Linked DNA regions of Homo sapiens: region 1 is linked to region 2. Evidence: chromatin loops called from intact Hi-C (ENCODE). Cell type or tissue: PC-3. All regions are shown on one strand. Links, peaks and the distances in the headings refer to the core of each region. The heading gives the core; the rest is flanking DNA.

What was found. Peaks named below come from ENCODE experiments on the same cell type or tissue, not always from the same donor. Only the 100,000 strongest peaks of a DNase experiment are listed, where the experiment ranks them.
Region 1: it touches region 2 in a loop (2.5-fold over the local background); 10 of 110 quality-filtered maps call a loop at or near these places.

The regions. Positions count from the first base shown.
Region 1 is chr6:3,378,218-3,387,612 of GRCh38, reverse strand. The region is part of intron 3 of SLC22A23 (solute carrier family 22 member 23); the gene reads left to right. Among named protein-coding and RNA genes, the nearest start is that of SLC22A23, 74 kb to the left of the region's middle. In PC-3, for the core only: no CTCF peak of the experiment used is centred there; DNase peaks (open chromatin) are centred at 3,932, 5,082 and 6,722; H3K4me3 peaks cover 1,235 bases; H3K27ac peaks cover 3,372 bases.
Region 2 is chr6:3,437,671-3,447,065 of GRCh38, reverse strand. All of the region lies in intron 1 of SLC22A23 (solute carrier family 22 member 23), which reads left to right. Among named protein-coding and RNA genes, the nearest start is that of SLC22A23, 15 kb to the left of the region's middle. RefSeq lists enhancers at 1-337, 338-885. In PC-3, for the core only: no CTCF peak of the experiment used is centred there; a DNase peak (open chromatin) is centred at 4,155; H3K27ac peaks cover 402 bases.

The DNA of each region.
Region 1 (9,395 bases), core at 2,728-6,727, 60 kb after region 2:
AACCACGCTACGGTCCCCAGAGCTGAGAAACGGACGTTGTCGTGGGACTAACTAAACGACGGACTTTCCTTGAATCTCACCAGTGTTTTCTCTACTGTCCTTTTTCTGTTCCAGAACACTCTATTAAATGTAGCTGTGTCTCCACAGTCGCCTCTGATCTGTGACAGTTCCTTGGGTTTGTCTTTTGTGACCTTAACACTGTGATGAGGACAGTGGTGTAACGGGTTGGTATTTTGCAGAATGCCCCTCGATGTGGGTCTGTCTGATACTTTCTCTTGATCAGACTAGGGGGAAGAGCACCACCCTGCTCATGGCGTCGTATCGAGGCAGGAGCTCTGACGTCAGCGTGAGCTGTCACTGGTCACGCTAACCTTCCTCAGTTGAGATGGGGTCTGCCAGGCTTCTCCTCTGCAGTTACTAGTTTTCCCTTTCTCCACTTAGTTTGTTAGGAGTGAGTCACTTTATTTCTTCAGCAAAGGGACTCACAGCTATGAAGGGCAGATAATCCATGTGGCTAGGTACACTGCTGTTTACCTCCTCACTCCTCAAAAAGCTGTCTCTTCTAAACGTGTGTATTTTTTAAAGGTTAGTAGGGTTTTTCTGAGAAACAAAGGTGAAAATCTGGGTGAGGTTGGAAGAGAAGAGTTGTGTGTGGTTGTTGTTGATTTCAAAGGCTGGAGTGGTGGTCTGAGTGACGAACCAGAGAAAGGCCTGCTGCACCCTGGGGTGCCTGCCCCGCCCTGGGGTGCCGGCCCTGTGGAAGCAAGTCCTTGTTCCCCATGTTGCTGCCAGGTCCGTGTGTCAGCATCAGAGTATGCAGACTTTCCAGATGTCCTTCCAGTGGTGCCCTGGGTGGGAGACCCAGTCCCACTGCCGCCTCCACCCCTCCCACGCTGGGTGACCCTGGGGCAGGTCCCCGGCAGTCCTGGATTCACTCTTTTCATCTGTAGAGCAAGAGGGTTGGCCCTGGAAGGCCGTTCTGAGCTCTCGGGCTGTCCCCAGCCACGCTTGGCACGGCTACTGAGGAGCAAGCAGCCTCCAAGCCTGGCAGTGCCAGCCTCCTCTGTGTCTGGAAGAACAAGGCTGCCTCAGAACCCGGAGCCTCCTGTTGGCTGCTTTATTCAGACCCTCCCCCACTTTCCAGAGAAGCCAACTTCTTGAGGAGGAAAGAGAAGCACCAACTCCTGGTGCCACATCCAGGGACCCCAGGGCTGGTTGTGCGTGTGGCGTACACAGAGCAAGCGTGCTCTCCCTTCTCCTTCGCTCTCCAGCCTGAGGCTTGTCTGCCCTCCAGCTTGGGCCACCGCCACCCTGAGCAGCCTTTTCTGCCTCCCCTTCCTACCTCCCCTGCCTTGGGTTTCTAAACCCCTAACCGTGCACTGTCAGGGCACACTGGCTTCCCTGTGATGCTCCCAGCTAATGTCAACCCAGATCATTAATAAATCCACCTCGTCAGGTAATGAGACACCCGGGAGGGGTGTGGAAAGGTGTGAGTTCTTCAAGCCGATTGAAGTCCCCTCATCAGTGACCACAGGAATGGGCATGAATGGGGAATTTGAGAGCCGCATCATTTAGAGTGAGATGTGTCACATCTGGCAGCGTCCTGCTCAAATGCGGGGCTTGGGTGTTTGTTGCAGTATCTTGGCAGCCTAATAGGCTATTCTGTGGATGTTCTTTTTGGAAAAGAACTGTGAAAAAAAATGAGATGACCACATTTCCCTTTGCAGTATTCTAGCTCTAATACGTCTCTCTGTCCTGGTAACAGAGTGCTCTCTGAGGAATGTTGTTTGTTTTGAGGACAGGGAGTTTTTGTTTTTCATATGGGCCAGTTGCAGGCACATGTGTTTGTGGGCAGCCCTGGTCAGGAGTGGCTGGCACTGAGCATGGGCTGTGACTTCAGAGGACTTCCCCAAGGAGCCCAGACTTGTAAGGGAACTCAGACAATTAGCTCCAACAGTAGGGGACAAAGCTAATTTTTAGTAAACTTGTCAGTTGTGTGGTTCAGCTAAGGCACCTGTGTTTTACAACTTTCTGTTTGATCATGGTAAAATACACATACCATAAAATTTACCATCTTAACCTTTTTTTTTGTTTTTTGAGACAGAGTTCTGCTCTGTCGCCCAGGCTAGAGTGCAGTGGCACCATCTCTGCACACTGCAACCTCTGCCTCCCAGACTCAAGGACTTCTTGTGCCTCAGACTCCCAAGTAGTTGGAACTATAGCCATGGGCCACCGCACCCGGCTAATTTTTTTTGTATTTTTAGTAGAGACAGGATTTTGCTGTGTTGGCCAGGCTGGTCTCAAACTCCTGGCCTCAAGTGATCCACCCACCTTGGCCTCTCAAAGTGCTGGGATTACAGGCATGAGCCACCGTGCCCAGCCCATCTTAACCATTTAAGTGTATGGTTCAGTGGCATTAAGTTCATTCACCCTCTAGGGCACCCCTCACCACCATCCATCTCCAGAACTCTTTTCATCTTCCCAAACTGAAAGTGCACCCATTTAACAACAAATTCCCATTCTCCCTCCTCTCCCCAGCCCTTGGTAACCGCCGTTCTCCTTTCTGTCTCTATGGATTTCACTACACTAGTGCCTCATATAAATGGATTCATACAGCATTTGTTTTTCTGTGACTGGCTTATTCCACTGAGCATAATGTCCTCCATGTTCAGACATGTTGCAGCAGATATGAGAATCCCCTTCCTTTTTAAGGCGGGATCGTATTATATCGTATGGATAGGCCACATTTTGTTCACCCATTCACACTTAGGTTGCTTCCACATTCTCGCTATTGTGAATACTGCTGCTGTGAACACATGTGTGTGTTTTTGAGTTCCTGCTTTCAGTTCTTGAAGGACTATACCCAGAAGTAGAAATGCTGGATCATATGATTTGGGGGACTTTTAAAATCACTGTGTTCTTTGGAGGCTATCTGTGAGGTTCTGGCTTAACTTACCATAAGCATTAATGAATAAAAGTTTTTATTGACATTTTTAAAAATAGAAATAACAAGCAAAAAGAATGTGGTAATTATTTGGTAATTAAGGTTCAAGTTCAAACTAGGTAGTGTGATGATGAAACCAAAAGGCAGCTCTGTTCCGTGATTTATTTTCTTTGTATCATTATCTACCTCCATGTTTATTCTTGCCACCAGGAAAATGTGTTTTTTAAGTGATTTTCCCACTGATATGATTTAGAAGTATTTATAAAGTATTTACAGCATTCGTAATTTTTACTTATCTATACTTTTAAAGGATTAAGAAACATTCTTAGACAGAAATGCTTATTTAACATGAGTCTGAGATTAAAACCTATTTTTATAAAGCAGACGTATGATAGGAGATTGTTTACTTTAGAGAAGGAGCAACCACTTTGCAAAGATTCACTGTGAGATGTCTTTACAATTGCAGCCCTACAGGTGCATGAATATTTAATTCAATGTACTAAAAGTCAATTTATACAAAAATGTTTTCTCCTGCTTGTAGCAGTCTATAAGCATCTGCTATGATAATGAAGCACCTCATGCAATTTTGGCCTGGCACCGTTTTTGTTCTTCTCAAGTAATAGGGGTGTACATCATTACTGCGGACATCCGGGAGCTGGCACCGGTCTCAACCCAGCAGAAACCTGAGGGACTTTAGGGTACCAGAGGAAGCTGATGTTGCCACAGCCAGAAGAATCTTGTAAAAAGGCAGCTCTGATCATGTCACTTTACTCCATACCATAAATCCTTCAAAGGCTCTCATTGCTTTTAGAATAAAGGCTTTCTGTGGCTGGTCAGGCGCATAGTAGGACCTCAGGGGGCCCTCTCAGCCCCGTCGCCCGCCCCCACCTCACTTGCTCTGCCTGTTTTGCTGAGCTGGTATCAGTTCCTTGAAAACCTTGCAATCTGTGTCATCACTGGACTTTCGCCAGAACACTCTCCTGTGACTTTTTCTCAGGGTGAAGTTTGCTCATAAAGTCCTCAGATAAGGTTGGCGCCACTTTTTCTAGGGATTTTCTTCTGACCCCTCACATCAGAGTCAGAGGCCCCTCCTCCGTGTGCCTGTAGCACTCTCCACTGTCCTAGTCACAGAATCATAGCGCTCGTCACACTGACTCTGTGTTCAACATGGTTTGGTTTTATTTAACCACGGAGTAGATATAAAAATACTAATAAGATATATGTCAGCTATAAAGGATTCTACACCGTGCACGTTCATGTACTCACTACCCGGCTTTGGTGCCTTTCAGGCACCCTGGGTGTCCCTCCCCAGCCCCACCCTCAGAGAAAAAACCAGCCAGAATTTTGTGTTATTTGTTCCCTTTTCTTTATTATTTTACCTCATCTGTTAGTATGCATAAACAGTACATCATTTAGTTTTGCATTTTTAATAAGTCAAATCATACCGTGTGTGTTCCTCCATACGTTATCTTTCACTCAGCATTATTTCTGAGATGCCGCCTGTGTTGATCTTTATAGCTTTATCATTTGTTTGTTTCTCTGCTGTCTGAATATGCTGCTATCATTTGGGCTGTCATTGCTTTTATACATCTCTCTATTCCTTCTCTTTCCCTTACACCCCCATCTTCACCCTAACACACAATTTTAGTCTCCAAAAGGAGTTTATCTTGCTCGTTGTTATGTCTTAGGATCTGGCATAAGAAAATGTTTGTTAAATGAAGTGCATACCCTTTGGTCTGAGAGTCTGTCTGTAAACAATGAGTGAGTTTACCATTCCATCATTCCATCAGTAATCAGCAGCAATGCCCTTCTTTGGCAAGAGCTCTTTCCTCCCTACACCTTCCCTTGCTATAATACTAGACTAGGACTCAACAAACTTTTTCTGTAATGTCCCAGATGGCAAATATTTTAGGCTTTGCAGGCCATATGTTTTTTGCCACAGCTACTTAATCCTGCCACCATAACATAAAGCAGCCATAGATGATATGTAAACAAATGGGTGTTACAATAAAGCTTTATTAACAAAAGCAGGCAGTGGGCCAAATTTGTCCCACAGGCTATAGTTTGCCAACCTCTGTCGTAGATGACTCACCTGGTTGGAAGGAAGGACAATGTTGCTACTAGGTCAGAGATGGGAAACTTTGATCACAGAGCCCAGGGGGACTCGCCCAGTCTATTAATAGTACAGGCAAGGATAAAGCTGAGCTTGTGATACCTCATAAGGCCTTGAGGCAAAATAAAAGTTGAGGGAGAAAGGTAGCAATTTTCAGACTAGGGCGTAAGTGCATCTTAAGGGTCAGTATGTTATGCATTGTAAACTACGTTACAAAGCCACAACTAAAAATACTACCATGAGATTTGAATTTTAGGCTGGGACAGAGTTTAGCTATTCACCTCACTGTCCTTCATCTGACACTTTCTTCCCTGATTCATCTCCAGCATCTGAGGCTTGAGCCTGGCTGGCTGTGCATACTGAGGACTAAGAGTTGGTGGCTCAACCCTGTCACTCTGTCAAGCATGCAGAATAGATTCTCATGGAGAAAATATTGACTTATCTTTGTTGAACTGAGAGAGCAGAGCAGCATCCTTGAAGAGCTCTAAGTACAAGTGGAGGATCCACCTCCACTGAGTTATTCCCCTTATGTTAAAGTGGACCCCCTTGTCATCGTGACATCAGGGTAAGTGAGGCGGAACATTGCAGGGAAAGAGCATGGGCCTGGGGCAGACAGATGGGAATCTGGGTCACTCATAGTCTTCTCATTCTTTAAGCAGGGTGCATGCCTGTCTCACAAAATCATTGTGAGGGGTGTGTCTTGCTCATGGTGGCAGCAAATGAGTCTGAAAGGAGCGTGGCTGAGGGAGGCCAAGAGGATGCTGATAAGAAAAGGAACTAGGGACTTTACTGTGCACTGCCAGGCATTGTTCTAGCTCTTTTCTCCTGATTCCATTCTCACCATAAGCCTGTAAGAAATAAATTCCACTACTGTCCCCCTCGCACAGATGGTAAATGGAGCAGAGAGAAGGCAGGGCGCTGGGCCAGGCTTGCTTGGCTGGAAGGCTGTAGAGCTGGGATTGGGAGCACAGCGTGTCTGGCTGGAGAGTCCCCACTCTTCTCTGCGACATGGTTTATCACAGTGGCTGTGCTGATATTTTAAGCCTGGCTGTTGTTAATTTTTATTGGGGACTGGTCCTGAAACGCCTCACCACTGAGGCTACTCAGTCAGCCCCATTCTGCTGTCCTGTAGTTAGTTGATCCTGCCCAACCTATGGCAGAATAGACAAAAGGTGTCCTAGGGAAAGGTCCCCAAAAAGATCAGAGTATAAAGTTGAAGATGGCTGAGCCCCCACTGTACTACAGTGCTGTGGTTAATGGGCAGATGGACCTCACTAAGGCAGGCTTCTCTTCCTCACCTCCCCACAGAGAGGCCCCAGCAGGCTGGGGAGATGTGGTGTCCCCATGCCTGGCAGAGAGATAGCCACGGGAAGGGACTTCAGTTAGTCCTTTTGATGGTTCTCGGGCTCTGATGAAGGAGACACAGAAAGTGGCCTAGAGACATCAGCCATTCCCCTAAGGACACAAAGCACCCAGGACGTGGTGTCAGTGCCTTCACATACGAGGCATCTCTGAAGCAGTTTCAAAAAGTTGAAGAGATTTCAAAATGCCCATGAGGTTAGGCAGATTCCTGTGACTGGTCCTGACCAATGAGCTGCGAGTGGAAGTGACCTGTCACTTCTGGGCTGGAGCATTCAGTTACCTGTAAGAGACCTGCTAGGCCTCCTGGATGCCGGCCAGCAGCATTCACAATGGTAGCTGCTCCGTCAGCCTGCATCCCCACGTGACAATGACAAGCAGAGACCCACCAGCCCTCAATAGGCATGTATTGTGAATAAGAAATAAGCTGTTGGCATTTTCAGCCTCTGAGATTTTAAAAAGTTGTTACTTCAGTGCAACACAGCTTGTGGCTGATACACAAACTCACTGCAGTTTTCCCCGTCCTTGCTAATAGCTTGATTTTTTTTTTTAATAACTTAATGTGAGTTAGTACTAGCATGAAAGGATGTTAGTGTTGACTTTGGGTGTATAGAGTTTTGTAGAGAGTAAATAGGAAGTTCCAAAATAGAGTCCGGTTTCACAGGACTTTGTACATATTGATTTAAATCTACCGGAATGCCTAGTTTCATGATAATGTCAATAAATGTTTGATTCATTGGTCAGGCCATTGTTGGGCCACTCAGATGTATGGAAATACTATTAGCTGATGCATCCAAATTAGTTATTCCCTGGAATATTCTTCTTACCAATTCCTTATTATTGTGGTTTGAAATAGTTCAGCCTTATACTACTATCTTACTTAACTATGTCAAGATAGGTTAGTGGAGGGGTTATAGTCAAGGCTATCATGCCTGTTCACCCAGACCAATTCATTTCAGTTTGAAGCTTTCATCTAAATGTTTCTAAAGCCTGCTCACCTTGTTGAGTTTGGGTAAGCCACTCACCCCTATGGAGTCAGTGTTGTTCAGATATCAAGCGCTACTCTGGCTTAGAATTCATATTCTATTATTTATGTCTTTAACAGAGATTGTTTGGGATTTCTGTACTCTTCACCCTCTAGCCCCCTCATCCCTCATTATGTTCTCACATTTCCTCTCTTTATCTCTCCCACAGGCATGTGTACAGATGCACGCACGTGCACACACACACACACACACGCATCCACACTCCTTTCTCTCCAAAGATTTAAACTGATCCTGTTCTAAGATCCCTGATACTGGGGAAATGTGTGCACAATATTTATCATCCCTAATAAATGAAACCACAGGAACCCTTTGAAGCCCCTGCTGGGAGCTGAGGGCAGCTCGTTGAGTAGTCATCAGGCAATCTGAGCCCGTCCCAGCTGCATGACTTCTGTTTGAATTGCATAAGTTTCTACGTAAGCACATGCTGCAAAGGTTTAGGTTTTCAACTTGTGTTCAAGGTGATATGAAGCGAGGGTAGTCTTGGTGGGAGAATTTTAGTATTGGGGGAAAGGAACAAATGGCAGCATTTCAGTCCCCAAAATGTTTGTTTGCCTTTCTCTTTCACCTAAGCTAAACTATCCAAAACCACGTGGAAAACGCTGTCTATCCTTCTCTCTGCCCACCCTCGCACACCTCCCAAATCCCCTGTCTAAGCCCTGCAAGTGTAAAGCCTTGAATTTGCTGCATGGTGTTCGATAGTTCTGTGACAGCGTTCCATAGCAGGAGATACACATCTCATTCTGGACAATGAGAAGCACACTCTGAACTTTATCAGGGAGCATTAGGTGGTTTTTTGAGTTCATAGATAGTCATTAAAAAGATAGACCATTCCCTCAAAGAACTCCAAATCCAGCAGGTTTTTAAACTACTTTTGCCAAGAGGAAAGAGCATGTTTATTGGGGGAAGCCGAAGTCCCCTTGGTGGAGGAGAAGGACATTTTAGAATTGTTGCTGTGGTCTAGACTCAACATCAGAGACTAGAACTTGTCTCAGAGACAGGCCAGCCATGGGAGAGAATCTCCAGAGAGCTCATTAAGGGCACCAGAATTACACTGTGGAGAAAACAGGGCAAAAAGTGTCATGCTGGCAGGGAGGCCCAGACAACTCTCCCATAAAGACAGGTTTTGCCTGACCTGCAACTTAGAGCCCAGGCCACGATTCAGCTCCTCCTTCATGTTAAAACCTGACACTGAGGCCAGGCGCGGTGGCTCAAGCCTGTAATCCCAGCACTTTGGGAGGCTGAGGCAGGTGGATCACCTGAGATCAGGAGTTCAAGACCAGCCTGGCCAACATGGTGAAACCCCATCTCTACTAAAAATACAAAAAATTAGCCGGGTGTGGTGGCAGGTGCCTGTAATCCCAGCTACTCAGGAGGCTGAGGCAAGAGAATCGCTTGAACCCTGGAGGCGGAGGTTGCAGTGAGCCGAGATCACGCCATTGCACTCCAGCCTGGGCAACAAGAGCAAAACTCCATCTCAAAAAAAAAAAAAAAAAGAAAAAAGAAAAGAAAAAAAAAGTCTGACACAGAGAGAGGTTCAGAGGCATATCTAAGGCTGGACAGATGGTATCTGAGCCAGGGTGAGAACTTAGACTTCCAGTCTAATGCCCTTCAAGTAGTGAAAGCCAGTCACAGTCGACAGATAAGAACCACATAAAATAGGAGAGGAAGTGATGGCTTTTCAAAGGAAACAATTACCCTGTTGCCTCAGTAGCAACAGCAGCAATGGTCGCTTTGTAAAAAGTTTTAAAAATACCCTCAAGTCTTTCAGGAGTAAGTGCTGAATCACGGGCCGAGGTCTGCAGGTGCTTTCACCCTTCTATTCCTGGGAGAACGGTCCTGGTTCTCACCACCCATGCCTGATGGACTTCGGGCCATGTTGACTTCTGACCTCTCAGTGCACCCACCTGACAAACATGGGCCCAGCTAGGAGGGA
Region 2 (9,395 bases), core at 1,964-5,963:
TATGATGCAGTCAGAGTTCGTATTTTTGAAAAGACCTCTCTGGCTGCAGTGAGATCTCGCGTGGTGGGGAGGGGAGGCTGTGCTGAGTGCACAGGAGAAAGCCAGCGAGGCCTGTAGAAGATGCTGATAACTCCCCCAGGGCTGACGGGGAGGCAGACACTCTCGGGAGATACCAGGGAGATGCCCTTAGCCAGCTGAGGTGAGGCCTTGGGAATGGAGGGCTTCAATGGAGGGCATGTGGAGTGAGACGAGGGCCTGGGCCCAAACACCGCACGTACGATGGAGACTTGGGGCTCTGTAGCCACCCATAGGCAGAGGGGAGGGAGGAGAGCTTTTGACAGGGAAAGGCAGCCTGACCAGAGGTTCTGGAGGAAACTGGGCCTGTTTGGGAAGCAGACATGCTGGCCTGCGCAGGGGTTCTGGGGATGAATAGTGGGAAGTCCTACTGGAAGCTCAGAGGCCAGACAAGGGGGCCTGAGCCTGTTCCCAGGGCTGTCGATAGAAAACTCGGGGCCTTTGGCGTGTTCTGCCATTTTCTCTGGCCCTCCTACTCAACAAGGGAGGATGCTAATTAAGTTTCCACACAGCTGAAAGACCCAGATATGTGAAACCATGGGGCTAGAATTTGCCTTCAAATTCAGCTGGCTTTGCCTTTGCTAATTGCTTAGTCTAGGTAAAAGATTGTCCTGGGCGTGGCCATGTTTAATATGATTATCTAGTCCAAGCCTTCAGTTTAGATGAGAAGGCTGAGCTGGAGGGCCATTGGCTTGTCCAAAGCCACCAACCTATTAGGGTTTGAATTCAGTTCTCCTTATCCTCTGCCCCAGAGTGGCCCTTACCATGGGAGAGGGGCTGGGAAGGGCTGGCAGGGGCTCCCACCCTTTGTGACTTCTCCCTGGCGCTGGCCTTTCAGAGGTGACCCTCCCGTTGTGCTTGAGAATGGTGGTTGCTGTATGTTTGGGTTTCTGGACAGTTCAGCTGTGGCTTTGCATGGGTGGACTTCCGCAGAACACCTCTCTGGGCAGATTTCTCTACTCTCTGTCTTCTTAGTCCCGGCTAGCCAGGCCCCCATCTTGTCTTGCTGCTTTTAACACCACAGGCCCGAGAGACAGAAAATAAGATGGAAACCTGCCCACATCACTTCCCTGCTTGAAGCCTTCCATGGCTCCCCATCACTGCAGCACCCATCAAGGGTGCCCTCAGCCCTGAGCCCCACATGTCTTTCCTCTCCTCCCCTGCCACCCCTCCTTGTTGTAGGGGGCATCTTGTATATATTAATAGTTCCCAGCCCGGTCTCTCTCACTGCCTTGTGCCTTGCTCATGCTATTCCACTTGCTCGAGCCCCTTCCCTCCTTCCTTCAGCCCCTTGGTTCCTGCTCATCCCTCAGGTCAGCTCAGTCTCCATCTGAAGGACGGCAACCAGCTGTCCCCTTATCCAAGCCCTCACTGGACCCTGGTTGGAAGGATGCCCGTCTCTCTCCCCTCCTGAAGCTCTTTGACTTTATGAGGTTAACACCATAAATGTCTGAACTCATCTGAACTTGATGTCATGAAAAGGGCAAGAGTGGCCGGGCACAGTGGCTCATGCCTGTAATCCCAGCACTTCGGGAGGCCGAGGCAGGTGGATCCCCTGAGGTCAGGAGTTTTGAGACCAGCTGGCCAACATGGTGAAACCCTGGTCTCTACTAAAAATACAAAAATTAGCTGGGTATGGTGGTGCGTGCCTGTAATCCCAGCTACTCAGGAGGCTGAGGCAGGACAATTGCTTGAACCTGGGAGGCGGAAGTTGCAGTGAGCCAAGATGGCGCCATTGCACTCCAGCCTGGGGGACACAGTGAGACTCTGTCTCAAAAAAAAAAAATAAAGGGGGGCAAGAGTGGCAGGCCTGGCTTGCAGCCCCAACTCTGCCACTTGTCATGGGTCTCTCTCCCAGAGCATTACTGCACCTGTTTCCTCAATGGTAGAATGCGGTCAGTGCTGCCTGACCTTGAGGGCCATTGTGAGGACAGACGCAGAACACTGGGAAGCGTGCCCCACCCCCACGTACCTGGCAAACAGCCCCCACCCTGGAAGCCTCAGGTGCCTTCCTTCCTCCCCTTGGTGGGGTGAGGACGACCGGGATGAGTCGTCTGAGAAGCACTTTGAGGGGGGAGGAGCTGAAGGCCACACCTGGAAGGGCGATTTATTCCTTGGGCGCTGCCAGGTGTCTGCCGCCTTCACCCAGAAACCGATGATGTTCGGAGCCAGGTATGCCCTTCAGACAGGAAGCCTGCATCCAGGGTGATGGGAGGAGCCCCACCAAAAAGCACCCTCTACAGGGTTTATGTGTCTAAGTTCCAACCTGAAAACAAAACAGGTCACCGGGCCACAGGGCTCAGAGAGAGGCCGGGATCAGAAAGCCAGGGGACCTTCCTGGGTAGCCAAGGCCTGGTTAGCCAAGGCCGGGAGAGTGGGGCTCTGCCTGGCGCTTCACTGCCTCCTGGAGTTCTCAGGCCAGAAATCTGAGTTTATGCCATTGAGTGGAAGATGAGCTGCATGTGTTTGAAAGCCTGGCTTGGGTGTGCTGCGTGAACATATGGCTCAGAGAGAGTGGAATTTGAGAGACGAGTTGTTGGTGACTTTGAGCTCATAGCAGCAGAGCTCAGAGAGCAAACGTAGGGGCAAGTTGAAAACTGGAGAAAGGGCTGGGGCCCCTTCCCACTTGCAGCTGAGATTTTATGGGATGCCATGGACTTTGACCTCAGTATTGTAGAAACCTTAATCTTCTGCAGGCTGGGGTTTAGTTGTTTTGTTCTTTGTGTCACTATTGATGAGCAGATCTCCCTCCACACAAGTGATTTAGAGATTGACAGGGACCTATTTGTCTGGGAAAGGGCAGGGGCTGTTGAGTGCATGAAGTGGATTCCTCTAAAATAAACCATTGCTGTGAGAGGATACCGCCAGCACGCGCCCACCCATGGCATCTGCATGGTATTGTATCCTGTCAGACCTCTCTTCGGTCTCTTTTGGCTACAAGTAACTAAAACAAATTTAAATTACATTAACAAAATATAAAAGGAATTTCTTGGAAAGATGCAGGGCAGCAGGTGGAAGGTGGGATCTGAGATCACAAAGTGGGGTGGGGAGTGTCTTTTAGGACACTCAGAAGCTATATCTTCTCATCCCATTCTCCAGAAGTGAGCTCGGTTCCCACTTCAAACTGGCTTCGCCTGATGCTTTTGCTCATGTGATCCCTGGTCAAGCAACGGCCAACACAGAGGTCAGCATCTCTCTGTCCAACTCCAGCTTCCTGGGTGCAAATCTGATTCCCAGCATGGATTGGGGTGAGGGAAAGGAGGTTTTGGAGCAGGGAGTGAGGTTACGCAGGGCTGGGGACTCCTTCAAACGGTGTGACAGGATATGGTTCCGGCTGTTCTTCAAGCTGGGGTGGAAGGGGTTATAGGCAGATGTTTCTGGCAATTAATTGAGGGTAATTGAGTATTGATGATTTAACCACTAAATGCTTTAAACAAAGTATTCTTTTCCCTCCCAGAGACTCAGGATGTAACTCACCTGCTGGCTACTTGAGCTGAGTGTGGAATTAGCAGGAACATACCTCCTGAGGCTTCTCTTCTAGGAATAATTAAACATGGCCTTAGATATTAGCTCCAGATCACCCAGGGATCTTGGAAGGAGCCGTTGGACAGTCACCAACACAGTGTTGCCAATTGTCACTCCCACCCCTGCCTTCACACAGGGCCAGTCTCCTGCTTTCCAAACATTTCTTCTAGTCAGGGCCAGCTACATAATTCGCAGGTCCCCGTGGAAAATAAAAATGCAGAGTCCCTTGTTGACAAAGTGTGTTGTCACCACTGCAGAGCTAGGCAAGGGTTTCCCCAAGCCTTTCCCAGTCTGTCTTCCTTGTTTCTCAGTAACTTCTCTGCCTCTCCTCCATTGTACTTCATGTCTTTTTCTAGATTTCTTTTGGTAAAAAGCAAAACACACTTTTTGAGGGCCTACTTTTCCCAGGGAACAGCTTTACAGAGCCCTGAGCAATTTTGTTTGGGATGTTTGGTTAGCTCAAGGTGTGCAATGGCATGAAGGAGCCAGGGAGCAGTCTTCCATTTGAAAATGCCGCTCTCTCAAAGTTGAGACAGTTGCTTTACTTATCTGAACAGAGAACCAAAGAGCTGAGTCACAGAGATGTGTGGTTAAGGATGTTAAGTCGTAGGAATGCTAGTTAAGTGTTTATCAGGTGTTTTTTTTTTTTAAATAAAGTGGGGAGGAGGGTCAATCCTTTATGTAATTTAATTCAACTAGCTAACAGTCGTGCTTTATTTCTTAGAATCATTTTAAAAATAGGTGCAAGGGAGATAATGCTGGCTTAAAACAGCCACAAGCATCCCAGTGGTCATATTGTATTATGGACGGGTTATGTACTTAGCATCGTAATTTGCACTATGGAGTGTTTCCTCCCAGATTAGATGAAAAGCTGCCTTTTGCATGTGTTTACAAGATGCTTTACAAATTGGGCGCCCTTGATTGCTATGTGTTGAGGAACTCCACTGTTCTCAGATGGATATACTTTAGCGTCTGCAGTAAGCGGATAGTCTTTGTCCTACTCTTTTTAAAACTTGTCTTTATTTGTAATTGTGGTAAAACTATAAATTATAAAATGTACTATTTTAGCCATTTTTCAGTGTACAGTTCTGTGGCTTTAGGTGCATCCTCATTGTTGTGCAGCTGGCACCATCATCCATCTCCAGAACAATTCCATCTTCCCAAACTGAAACTGTCCCCATGAAACCCCAGCTCCCCATTCCCCTCCTCTGGCAACCCCACGCTACCTTCTGCCTCTTTGAATTTGCTTACTCCGGGTACCTCATATAAATAGAGCATTTGTCCTTTTGTGACTGGCTCATGTCGCTCAGCGTGATGTCTTCAAGGCTCATCCATGTGGTAGCGTGTGTGAGCGTTTCCTGCCTGCCTTAGACTGAGGAATACGCCATTGTGTGCCTGCACCACATTCTGTTTGTTTGTTCACCCATCGGCAGACACTTGGGTCGCCTCTACCCCTTGGCTATGGTGCATGTGCGGCTGGGAACTTGGGTGATGCCCTCCTTCTTGAAGACAGTTCCGGACAATCCCTCCATCCCTCCCGTGCCCTCCCCTTCAGAGGCAGTGCTGCAGCTGCTTGCGTGGTGTCCCTGTCTTCCTCTCAGAACATCTGCCCTGGGCTGGTGTCACAGATGGGTAGAAGATCGTGTCTGCCCTGGAGAAGGGAGCTCCTCATGTAGCCGGAGACGGTTGGGAAATTGAATATCCCTGGCATGCGGCACAGGATGAGCGGGGCAGGGAATGGGAGCTGAGGGTGGGGGGTGAACCGAGCACATCCCAGGAGGGCAGGTGCAGTGCACTGTGAGGTGCCTTGGCCCAAGAACAGGACAAGGTGCAGGGGCGCAGAGGAGTCGCTTCCGTCAGTGGGCAGGGAAGCCCAGGGGGCTGTGGCATCTGAGCTATCCCCAAGGAGGGCTTGGGTTTGAGCAGTTGAAAGGATTGAGAGAGGACCTCTTCTGTGAGGAGCTGATGAAGGTGGGGAAGGGACATGTGCAGAGTGCAGAGAGGACGTGGCCTAGAGGAGGGCATGGGTCCTGACCCTGCAAGGCCCCCCTACAAAGCCATAGAGTCAGCCTTCGGCATAGCTTGATTTTTTTCCCCCAGTAGACAATGAGTCTCCTGAACTTTGTAAGTAAGGAAATGATGGAAGAACGAGATTTTAGGACTTGATGGGAGAGATCCAGGAGAGAAGGGCTCGTGTCCACCCAAAGGGTCTGTCCACAGCCCCTCAAGCCAGCCCCTGAGGCGCTGTACCTCCAGGACACACCCATGTTACTCAATGCCTCTTGAAAACCACCTGAACGAGCCCCCATCACAAAACTGTGGTAGGCCCCATGGTCCTACCTGGGGGCCACAGCCCTCTCCCTCTCGACATGTCTGAGCTCCTGCCAAGCACCTTCTCTGCCCAGTGCCCAGTGCTCCTGCCTCCTACAGGCCCCAGCCCAGCACCATGTGGTCTCTCCACTACAGAGGCTGTCAGGCTTGCCTGATGCCGGACCCCACACAACTGCTCAGGAATTTCAGTTGACCTCCCTGGGTGAGTTTCTAGGGCTGCAGAATACCACAGACGGGCAGCTTCAACTGCAGAGATGTATTTCCTTACAGTTCTGGAGGCTGGAAGTCCAAGACCAAGGTTCAGCAGGATTGGTTTCTCCTGAGGCCTCTCTCCTTGGCTTGTTACATGGCTGTCTTCGTGTCCTCACACAGTCTTCCCTCTGTGTGTGTCTGCGTCCTCATCTCCTCTTCTTTTTTTTTTTTTTTCTGAGACGGAGTCTTGCTCTGTTGCCCAGGCTAGAGTGCAGTGGTGTGATCTCAGCTCACTGCAACCTCCACCTCCTGGGTTCAAACTATTCTCCTGCCTCAGCCTCCCGAGTAGCTGGGATTACAGGCGCCCGCCACCGTGCCCAGCTAATTTTTGTATTTTTTAGTAGAGATGGGGTTTCACCATCTTGGCCAGGCTGGTCTCGAACTCCTGACCTCATGATCCACCTGCCTCGGCCTCCCAAAGTGCTGGGATTACAGGCATGAGCCACCGCACCCGGCCACTCATCTCCTCTTCTTATAGGGACCCCAGTCGAATTGGATCAGGACCCACCCTAATAGCTGCATTTGACCTTACTACCCTCTTTAAAAGCCCACTCTTGAAACACAGTCACATTCTGAGGTCCTGGGGGTTACAGCTTCAACGCTGGAGCTTTGAGGGGACAGTACAGCTCATGACAGCAGAGCTCCAGCATGGACCCTGAGCAGGGCAGCTCTGATCTGTATCTGCACCCGGGATAGTTCCCTGAAGCCCTAGGCCTGTGCATTCCCCAACCTGCTGGACTGGCCCTCTCTTGTGGTACCTGATCTTATCTGTGCCTTTTCCCTAAATCCCAGTGTTTTGGTCCTTGGACCCTAGCTGAGTGGCTCTTTATCACTCCCTTGCTTCAAATCCTCCGTGGCTCTCCATGACCTTTAAGGTGAAGTTGGGCCTGGGTGGTAGGTTTCACGGTCTCTGCCTGCCTCTCCTGCCTCCATCCCCATCATCCCCACAGGGACCCCAGAGCTCCACCCACCGATTTGTTTATTTCCCAAACAATGCTGTGTTCCCCCATGCTCTTCTTTCAGCCCAGAGTCCACCCCTCCATCCTGTTGCCTCCTTCAGACCTTCTTGGCTCCCTCTTCCTCCCTTCCCGTTTCCCACCCCTGCTGTCCTGGCCTGAATATATATCCTCAGCCCCTGGGCCTAGCAGGTACTCTGTAAACACTTCCTGCATGGTGCCAGTAAGGAGGTGGCGAAAGGGTTTTGCTCTCATTTGAGTGAGGTTGGATGGCTTAATTCTAAGATGACAAGAATAAAAGAGGACAGATTCGTAAGTTGGCTCAAACCTAAAGTCACATTTCAGTGAGCTATTGAAGATTAAGAAGAGTTATGTAGCTTATCTGAAATGGCAACTAATCAAACTTGGGTGGATCATACTGGGCTCTGGAGTTGATTATGTCTTTAAACCACTGCTGTTCAGAACTTTAGGTAGGTCACAGAGCCTTTTCTTCACGTGGAACGGGCCCATCTTCGTCCAGGGCCGCAGTGGCTCCGGTGCACTTAGAGTCACCCTGGGGAACTTTCAGAAATGCCTGTAGGACCCCAGCATCCATCGTTTAAAAGAAGTTCTCTGGACACTTTCCACGGGGTATGATTTTGCTCCCAGAGAACATTCGGCAATGTCTGGAGACATTTTTGTCGTTGTTGTCACACCTTTGGGGGCATGGGGGGAGGGTGCTACTGGCGCCTGGTGGGTAGAGGCAGGGGTACTGCTAAACATCCTACAGGGCACAGGACTGTCCACACCACAAGGGATGATCCGGCCCCAGATCCGGCCCCAAATACGGCAAGTTTGAGAAACCCCGGTCAGATCCGGCCCCAAATACGGCAAGTTTGAGAAACCCCGGTCTAGACTAATAAAAACACTCATTGTATTTCCTGACCACACCCAACAGATGGCCAAGCCTGTGGGGTGGGACAGTGGGACCTCTGCTCTTTAACCCACAGTACGGGACACATGGGTGTTCAGGCTGAGGGTGTTTCATCCTGCTGGGAATTCCCACAAGGCAGCCACGGTTCCCTGCCCTCTGTGAAGAAAGGGTTTGCTGAGCTCGTTATGGAATAAACAAAGCTCAGCAGGCAGCAGGCACGTTTAGCCCACCTAGGAAAGCATGTTTGGGAAAAGGGCCATAGTATATTTATACAGGAATGAATGTTGCTAATGACCAAGTCACTCCTTGAAGTAGGTCCTTTGAACCTCTACTTAGAATAACGGTTAATTACTAGAAAAGGAAACGTTTGTTTGGAAGTAAAAGGTACTTATTTTCAAAATGTCTCTAATTCAAACTAGCCTTTTCCATAATTAATTCCTATTACGGTGGTTTTATAGTGTTGTCAGCAGCAGGAAACTGGAGCTCTCCCGTGGGACACAGACACCAAGCGCTGGAGGCCGGAGCTGAACGTAAGCACTGTTTACGTTTGCTGAGTAATAGATCAGGCTGGTTCCCGCCAGGGGCCCAGGCAGCAAGCCTGATGGATCATCTAGTCCCAGTGAAACATCTGCTACCTGTGCCAAGGCAGGCACCTCGTGGCTTTGCCGGCTCCGAAAGTGAGTGTGCTAGGTATTAGCTGGACTGCTGGCCGGGGCCCCCTTGGGTATCCAGAGTGACCCCTTCCCCAGCAGGATGGGTCCTGCTTACATGATCGCAGCACTGTCTGCCTTGTCTCACTCTCTTGGCCCTGGACTTGGTAGCGTTGTCTTCCTTTTGGAGTGTTCTTGATGTTCTTGGTGCCTCTAGCACACGGCTGTCAATGGTGGTGGCAGGGGAGACTTAGCTGGGTGTCCTGGCAGGGGCCCATGTCTGACTCTCAGAGCTACTTTCAAGCAGGCAACAAAGATGTTCGATTGGAGCCCATCTGGCTAGAGGGAGTGAAATGCAAGAAGGTGATGGGTTCCCACAGGAGCCTGTCTGGGGCTTACCGGTTTCTGGAATTCTATTTTCTGGAGTCATCAAAATCTTCACGAAAAAATTAGCTGGGTGTGGTGGCACATGCCTGTAGTCCCAGCTACTTGGGAGGCTGAGGCAGGAGAATCATTTGAACCTGGGAGGCAGAGGTTGCAGTGAGCCAAGATGGTGCCACTGCATTCCAGCCTGGGCAACAAGAGCAAAACTCTGTCTCAAAAAAAAAAAAAAAAAAATCTAGTAAGTTCCAGAGTGGGTTTTTAAAATTATTATTATTTATTTATTTATTTTTTGAGACGGAGTCTCGCTCT